Regions from separate parts of the Mus musculus genome. Here region 2 is linked to region 1. Evidence: chromatin loops called from intact Hi-C (ENCODE). Cell type or tissue: left cerebral cortex. All regions are shown on one strand. Links, peaks and the distances in the headings refer to the core of each region. The heading gives the core; the rest is flanking DNA.

The links. Hi-C counts contacts between places; a loop is a spot of excess contacts. Peaks named below come from ENCODE experiments on the same cell type or tissue, not always from the same donor. Only the 100,000 strongest peaks of a DNase experiment are listed, where the experiment ranks them.
Region 2: it touches region 1 in a loop (2.2-fold over the local background); 4 of 42 quality-filtered maps call a loop at or near these places.

The regions. Positions count from the first base shown.
Region 1 is chr19:58,453,628-58,458,005 of GRCm38, reverse strand. Gfra1 (glial cell line derived neurotrophic factor family receptor alpha 1) reads left to right here and starts at 2,608. Exons shown (of 11, transcript NM_010279.3): 1 at 2,608-2,808; 2 at 3,412-3,697. The coding sequence starts at 3,658. Gm41876 (a long non-coding RNA gene) reads right to left here and starts at 1,857. Exons shown (of 3, transcript XR_877966.1): 1 at 1,795-1,857. In left cerebral cortex, for the core only: CTCF peaks have their summits at 2,188 and 3,475; DNase peaks (open chromatin) are centred at 2,645, 2,937, 3,495, 4,371 and 2 more places; H3K4me3 peaks cover 2,914 bases; H3K27ac peaks cover 2,118 bases.
Region 2 is chr19:58,102,653-58,107,038 of GRCm38, reverse strand. All of the region lies in intron 28 of Atrnl1 (attractin like 1), which reads right to left. Among named protein-coding and RNA genes, the nearest start is that of Gm50287, 5.0 kb to the right of the region's middle. In left cerebral cortex, for the core only: no CTCF peak of the experiment used is centred there; a DNase peak (open chromatin) is centred at 2,227.

The sequences.
Region 1 (4,378 bases), core at 379-4,378:
GTTTTGTAAGCCTTATCAGATATGGTAACCATGGTCATGTATAGTCATTGGTTGGTGCCACTGAGAACTAACCACACTTACCTGGTACTTAATTTTAATTAAATTCATGGCAGTGACACTGAGGCTGGTAGTTTTGGTGTTGGTCAACACAGTTGTAGCAAACAGTGGGCATTTATTATTATTGTCCTTATTATTAATTATTTTAAACAAAGATGGGGGCATGGCTCAAGACTTAAGACTATTTACTGCTCTTGTAGAAGACCTGAGTCTGGTTCCCAGCACCCATGTTGAGCCTGAAAACAACCTGTCACTTTCTAGCTCCAGGGGATTTGATGTTCTCTCTGACCTTCATGGACTGGGACACACACAAAAATAAAAATAAAATTAATAACCCCTCAAAACCAAACCAAACCCCAAAGGTCTAATTTCACCATATCTATATTTATTATATATTATGTAAATATTTATATATTTATCATATATTGAAGGCTAGAGTGAAGAAGGGGTATGTAATATTCTTGAAGCCATAACTATTTTCGAAAGAGTCCTTTATTCCACATTTAGAGAACTTTAGACCAGTCTTTCCTTTTCTGTTAAAAGTAGATTTTAACTAACTCCCTAGGATTAAGTAGAATAACCAAGTGTTTTCCCAACAAAAAAATATTTGGAATAGACTTAGCTAGTGTCTTAAATGAAACTTAACTATTCTTCAACCACCCAAAGTGGTCCCCAAAGAAAAGCACTGAATTGACAGAGAAAAATATTCCCACTCACTTATGAAATAGGACAACGGAGGGGGGTTTTATGTTTTCAGCATCAATGGGAGTCTTCAGCTAAGTCTTCTCATTAACATCCACTTCCTGGAGATTTTTGCCTTGGTGTGAAAATATGGAAATCTGCTTCTGTACGCAGAGACACTGATTGGAAGACTCAATTCCATCTCCCACAGTAGTTCCACCCTGTAGACTTCTGACTATCGCTAGAGAAAGAACTTAAGTAGCCCTTGGATCGAACCATCTGTCGCAAAAAAAATGTGACATATGCTTTCTTTGTTTACTCAACGACGGAGTGTAAACTGATACACTGAACTGGAAATCTGTGTAAGTCTGGTGTGATTGAATGTGACACCGGGGGAGGGGTTCCTGGCGAAGGCTTCAGACACTTCATACCTGCCCCTGAGGAACACGTGCAAGGCAAAGGAGGAGCTAGCACTGGCGGGATGTCCCCTGGGTTCAGGTTGCTCACAGAGGCACAGACTCTTTGAGGACTCCAAACAATGCTACAGCCGCCACAGCTGAAGGGCACGCCTGGCTGATGTGTACTTGAATGGAGGGCTACCCATCCCTCCTCCTCTTCTCCCGGCCCTTACGCCTTAAACTAAAGCCTTTGCCCTTTTCAATTAACACTCTGGATCAAAAAAAGAGCGTCTCTTTTTTTGTTCTCCTTGGCGGCCCATTGTCTGTGGTGATGGGTTTGCAGATTTGACAGCTGGGCTCATAGATTCGATTCAAACTCTGTTTTCCTGAGAGATGATGAACTTGGACATAGAAAAGATCTCTGACACAAGCCCCAAGCAGCGAGCTGGTCGGTCAAACACTACTACGGACATACTCTAGACAGATCTCTGGACCCCTAAAGGACAGCGGGTGTCACGGAGAGCGGGGTTCAGCAGCATCGCTGGAGCGATCCTTGAAGTTGGGGTGAAGGGCTGTGGATGTGTTCTGTTTATAAAATGTTTTTGAAAAAAAATTTACTCTTGAAACAGTAAAGATGGAAATCATCTTATAAAATTACCTAAAGCTGGGTCTGATCAGACTTCAGTGCAGTGGGCTGGGGTGGACTTTGCTTTGTCTCGCTGTCATACCAGGAGGAGAGAGGTGCATGAGCTCGCACAAGCATTTTATCAATGGGTGGGTGCATCCCGGATCGCCGCTCAGGGCTTAGGTCTGAGTGAGTCTGAATCTTGCCAAGTCTTGAGTCACAGCCGCGAATGACGTGGAGAAAAAAAAACAACTTTGTGTTCAAAAGGGTCTGGATGGGTTGCTGTGTTGCACTAAAGAAAGAGCCCTTGTGCACTGAAGGGGGTGGGGGTGCGCAGTCTCCGCGACGGCGGCGGCGTAGCGCTGCGGGTCCTGAGCCTGCTTGCCTGTTGGCCTTGGGTCCCACCGCCAGCCAGCCTGTAAGTCTGCTGTGGCGGACGGAGGAACTGCGCTTCACAGAAGAGCCGGCCCTGCGCTGCCCGGAGGCAGGAGCAGAAGCAGCCTGAGGGGCCTTTAGCCAAAACCAATCTGGGCATGCTATCCTCCCACCGCTTCCAATAACCGCTGACATCCCTACCGGGCATCGAGCCGGGGCGGGGAGGTCTGCTCGGAAATCGTCCTGGCCAACTCTGTCCTCCGAGCTGTAGCAGATTGTGGCATCGTTTTTTTACCTAGCACAGAGAAAGTGAGGCCGGAAAGAGAAAGAGGAGGCGGGGACACCCCAAAGAATAAATAAACAAACACTGGCTACTCGCTGCAGCTGGACACCGGTCAATTGGGTTCAGGTTCGTGGCATTTAGAGTTTTCTCATTCCACTTGAGAACCCATCGCCACCTCCCCTCCAGCCATCCCTTTCCATTTTGCTGGCGTCCTCCAACTTTGGGGCCAGGGGGGCGCTAGTGGTGCGGGGCTGCACCTGCTGGGGTGTGCAGATGCTGTGGACTAGCTCGCTCTCACGGGGCAGTGGTGTGGATGCACAGGAGTTCGGGCGCTAGGCAAGTGCGTGTGAAGCACTGAAGTCTAGGAAGGAGCCCAGGATGAGCGGCAGGTAGGAGTAGGGGCGGAGAAGCCAGGTTTCAGTACCAGGCGGGATGCGGGATGTCAGTTTCCTCTTGCCGGACTGCCTGGGAAGAGAGGCTCGTCCAGGGGAGGGGATGACGGTGACTGGGGTAGCGATCGGTGGCCGGGGACAGAAGAGCTAGAACGCTAGTGATCGAGCCAGCAAGTGAGTGGTCGGGCGAGAGCCAGGGAGGGCGGCCAACTTCCCGGAGCCGGAGCAGGGTCTTGGTCCAGCGGGGTTGGCTAAGAAGCCTTCGCCACCGAGGCTCCGACTCCGGGCAGCGCCAGCTAGCTTCCGGCGCTTGCTCTGAAAGTAATGGTTATTTATTTGCTTGCGTTCAGCCTCTTGGGTTGTGCGCGATATCCTCCAGCTTTGAACGTTGGGAGCCCTAGCGGACCTTACCAGCTCCAGAACCCGGGTTCCGGAGCTTCCTCGTGCCCGTAATAGATGAATTCGCACCTCCTGCTCTCGGACCCGAGTGGGGGTAGCGTTGAGAAGTCCCCCGAGGCGGGAGCGGGGGAGGGGAGAGGGGCGGGAGCTGGAGGCTTCAGCACTCTGGGCTCTCATTTCAAAGCGCGCTCTTCCTTCCAGGTTGGGTCGGAACTGAACCCCTAAAAGCGGGTCCGCCTCCCGCCCTCGCGCCCGCTCGGAGCTGAGTCCCTGGCGGCGGTGGGCGGCAGAGCAACGGGGAGTCTGCTCTCACCCTGGATGGAGCTTAACTTTGAGTGGCCAGAGGAGCGCAGTCGCCCGGGGATCTCTGCACGCTGAGCTCTCTCCGCGAGATCCGGTGGCGGCTTTGGATTTTGGGGGGGCGGGGACCAGCTGCGCGGCGGCACCATGTTCCTAGCCACTCTGTACTTCGTGCTGCCACTCCTGGGTAAGTCGAGACCGCTGCTGGCTTTCTCATCCAGAGTCTTTCATTGGGGGGTCCCTTGCGGCAGCCACTCCAGAATTGCGGGTGGGTGCCTTGAGTGTGGGTGGAAGAAGTTTCGCTAGGGGGTGAAGAGGTTCAAGAATCTCTGGGATTGGGAAGCAGTGCTGGCGCGTCTTTGAGCGGTTGATTTTATTTTGCCGTGTTTAAAGGGGGTGAGAAACAAAACAAAACAAAAACTAATAACCCAGCCTGGTGGAAAATTGAGGGGTCGTAGGCTTCCATCCCAGGGCGTTACTCCCCTTTGGAAGTCGGAGCTCCCTGAGACGCTCCGGCAGGTGGAGTGTGGTCAAATACCGCTGGGGTCGGAAGAGAGCAAACTTGGAATGGAAAACTTTTAAGGGAAAAACGTCTCTGCGCACCCGCGGGGCAGACTGTGGCACTCGTCTGCCTTTCGTTCAGAGCGCTAAGGGTGCCAAGCACCCAGCCTCGCTGTTCAGCTCAGTGCCCTTTTGCCCGCTGCTGGCCAGGAGACACTGCAGCCTCGGGTGCCTGGGGAGGCGGGGCAGCCAGCGGGTCAGGAGTGCTTGCTTCTGCTTTGGGACGCTGGGGCTGCGCGGGATCCCCGGCAAATCCCGCTAAGGCAGCCAGTGGAACCTTCCTTGTTGAGCCGGGGAGGGGCGTGAT
Region 2 (4,386 bases), core at 274-4,273, 350 kb after region 1:
AAAGAATGACCCAGAACCAGGAAGTAGAAGAGCTGAGCTCTGAACCTTCTGACTCCCTTCCCCCTCAATGAGTTTGTCTTCAGAGACAGGAAAACTAAGTATGAGAAATTCAGTCGGTAGGAATGAGAGATGAGAATGGTAGCTCACCCTGGTCTACAACTGCGCTGAAAGTGAGCATCGAGGAGCCAGAAGCTTGGGGCTGCCTCTTCAGAAGTCCACAGGCAGCTGGAGGGCTGAAGGTGACTCTGTGGATTGTGACAGCAGGAGCCCTCAAGCTGGGACCTCACGTGTCACACACATCTCCATTTGCTTTGACAACTGCTGCCTATTCCAGACACACCAGTCCCTGCTTTTTGGTGGGCATGATCTCAGAGCCCAACATCCCCACACCCTTGGGGTCCATGCCCCATGTTTCCCTCTCCCTGGTCCACCCACCTTGTGCTATCTTACTTCCCTCAAAAGAGCATCCCGACCTCGTTCTGGTGTGTCTCAGAAGCCAGGCTCATTCTCAAAGTACTTTGAACTTTATACCTGAAACTTGAACCAAGGTAAGAATCATGGTGGTTTGGGTAGCCAAGAGCAGGCTGGTTATCTGTGACAACTGTGCACCATTACTGCATCTGATCTGGGCCTGCTGTGCTAGCTAAGAGCCCTCAACCCTGAATGCCTCAGCCTCACTCACTGGCCTGTGTTGGGCACGCCGGGGAGAGAAGAGACCTCATTCTGGCATTGGGATTGGGAAGGCTGTAAGGGGCAGAGGACGAACAGATCCTTCTGCTGACTGATTGCTCTTCATCTGGTGTTGTGCTAGCTGAATCCTTTACCAGCATCAATCCATCTGATCGTCCCATGGCCCCTCCTGGCCCCTTTGGGATTTGGGTTACTGTCCTCATTGGTAGGATGGATAGTACGGCTTCAGGGCAGTTAAGCACCTTTTACTAAAGACAGTAGTGCCTAAAGAGCCTGGGTGACTCTCTAGCCATCTCTGGAGATGTTAGTAAGGAGACATCTGTAAATTAGGTGATTGGGACTGTGTTTATGACACTGATGTTGAGGGGGATAGAGCATCCTGTCTGTGGAAAGGAAAGAGATTAGGAACCCATTAAATACCATTTTATAAATCTACTGCGGGTAAGCTTGTAAGGCTCTTAGTGCATCAGCCCTCACACCACCAGCTCCCCCTCTCGAGTGCCACGCTCTGGCCACACCAAAAGCTTCCCCCTTCTCTCGAGTGCCACACTCTGGCCACAGACAATGCTTCTTAGAGTCTTTTCCTCAGTATCTCTCATCTCTGCAAAGGTGAGTGAATGTGGGGTCACTGGGAGATCTGGCCAGTCCAGTGAGCCTGCTACAGACACACGGTTGGTGAGTGACAGCAGCCAGCACTCTGTCCTCAGCCCCAGGCCCTTCCTGCCTTGGCTGCCCTCTCAGGTAGAAAAGGCCCAGGCATTTCCCCATTGCTACTGTACGAAGCAGGACTGTCTTCCCCCATCATTTTTGGTGGACTGTGCCTTGACATTTCCCCGGGGTTTCACATACCTCGTGCATCATTATGCTGCCTCCTAAAGCTATGTGACATTCCATGTAGATTTTCTGTTACTTATCAAGTTCACAGCTCTCCTATTATAAATAATGCTGATTTGACCTCCCCAGTTTATGAGTATTGGACCAAATTTCTGTTCATTTTCCTCAGGTGGATTCCTATGAAACCCACGGAGCCTGTGAGCCAAGGCTCTTGAGAAGCGCAGTCCAGTCAGGTTTACCAGAAGACGCCACGCCATCATCACAAGGCCTTTCACGTGTACAGCGACAGTCAATCCTGCACTAACTTGGCCGTTCTGAGTGTTATTATTATTTTAGTATGTATAATCAACTACTAATTAGGCCATAGGAATCTCACTATTTTATTAGTTGTTACTTTATCAATGGCTTCTTTATATGTTTTTTTCTCTTGCATATTGATAAGCTAGCTTATCTTCATTGATGTTCATGAGCTTTTCCTACCATAGAACAACCATCTTCTTTGTCTGTAGTGTTCCCTGGCTTCCCTGCTTGCTCTGGCTGTCTTTTTGCTCTTTTGATTAGTAAGAGTTGGCTTCTAGAGCCAGGCTGCATGTCTCCTACAGTTCTCCAAGCCAAATGCTTCCTGTTACCCGCAATGGGTGGCAAGCGGTTGCAGTCAGACTGAATCATTTAATAGTCTTATGTTAGCACATGGTGTGGTGGTGTGAAAAACAGCAGAGAGGAAGCACACCATGCGGGGCTCTGCTAAGGTATGCAGAGGCAGGAAATGAGTCACGGATGACTTTCCAGGCTTCCAGCTTTCCGACAGAGCACACAGACAGGTCCCCGAGTGTTAGGCTGCTCAGTAAGGAGGGCAAGAGGGTGGGGGCTCAGGGTGAGGCTGGCAAAGCAAAGGCCGGAGGCACCCTGAGCTCAGTCCCTCACACTGGTAACTGCACATCTCTCATGCTGTCTGCACAGGGCTTGTGCAAGATGGGCCATCAGCGGGATGTCCACTTTCCCCACACCCACTGACTCTGTAGTTTAGTGTAGTTGCTTTCTTCGATTAATTAACTGGGCCTCAGTTTTATCACCTATAAAGCAAGCATGAGGCTGTGACGAGAAAATAAGGTTGCTCTCATGTTATATATGAAGAAACAGGCACAAGAGACAGGGATTTTTATGAGTGTATCACAGCCAGTCACTCTGGTTAGCTCAGAAGCCAGTGAGTGTGGGAATGAAACTGGATACGGTCCGTGGGGGCTGCCAAGACGACGCAGAACGGAGAGTGCTTGCCCATAAGCTTGAAGACCCCTCAGACCCCACATAGAGGTGGAAGGGGAGGACCAGGTCCGCACAGCTGCCCTCCGACCTCCCACGTGCTCAATGGCCCCATCCCCTTACATCACACACACATGCAATAATAAATTTGAAAAAAAGAACATAAGAAAATGGCTTGTGCATTTTGATAAAAAAGTATTGCTATATTCAGTATCTTAAGACTGAAAAACCAAACCAAACCAAACCACCAGCAGCAGCAGCAGCAGCAGCAAGAAAACCCACTAGCATGCAGGACTAGAATTTAAAGCCCAGCCATTGGCCTGGCTTCTTCTCATTCAGATGTCTAACAACTCATTTGACGTCCACGGTGAGCAGTACCCGCACTGAGCCAAGTAAGAATCTTGACAAAAGTCTGCTGGAAAGTTTGTTGCATTTGCCCACCCCAATAGTGCACTTAAGGCTGGCATATGACACTATCAATGGCCTTTCCCTGCCGTGTGTGTTGGGTGTGGTGGCTTCTCAGATGCGATCTGAGCACTGGCAATGGGCAGGAGCCACCTGTGTGTGAGGAGAGGATGGGACGGAGGACAGGAGTGAGGAGGGGGTTGTGGCTTGGCTCCTGGACTTGATGAACAGTGGCCTGGAGGTGGGAAGGGGTGTGGTTTCTCTGAATGGCGCTGGTGAGAATCACTGTCACAAGAGGCCCTCAACACAACTCTTGAAGTAAGAAGCCCATGCAAAGTGCATGGGGACAAAGGATGAGCCTGCGTTGTTAACCACACCCCTGCCCCTGGCTCACACCCTCTGCAGAGGGCTTTCATGGCCATGTGGTCTTGTGGATGGAAGCGGTTTGGGAGGATGTTCTGGCAGTTGCCCTTTTGGCTCGATTTAGATGCTTCTGTTGGGCAGCGGGTACTTAGGCATCAAGTGAGTGGGATCAGGCAGCTTTAGCAGTGCCAAGCCTTGCCCAGAGATAAGATGGCAGGTCTTCGTGGTCCTCACCCCACTCCCACAGGTGGTAATACCCAGGCAGAAGCTGACTTTCCAGTTCTTCACACACTCTCAAGGGCCACAGACCAAGCAGGAACTCCCCTAACCTGCGTTCTCCCATCGACGTCACTTAGGGAAGATCATGTTTAATGATGCTTAAAGTATCCTTTGGGCCCCATGATCTCTGCTTAACTACACTCTAAACAGAAATATACATTCTAATCAAAAAAAATTAAATACATTCAGTGCATACTTTTGTTCTTTCCCAAGGTAAGATGATTCTCCCTGGAAATTCGAGAGCATCAGTCTGATATTGTTTGACATCTGTCTGACCCATCTCTACCCATTTTAAAAGCTCAGTAAAGTGATAAAATTCCTGATCATGCATAGTCATCTCCTCTCTTCAGCACACCTGGAGTCTTCCAGGCAGACGTGGTTGGAGGGCTGCACATGCTGCAAGCCCTAGGGGATGGCCTGGAGGGGGGAGGAGGGCAGGAGACAGGTCCTAATTCTGAGATCCTTGCATACTGTTGCACTTAGCCTTCATCCTATGGTTTGTGTAGGGTGGCCCTGGTGAGTTTTAGAACTAAGTATGTGTGAGCAAAAACTGGA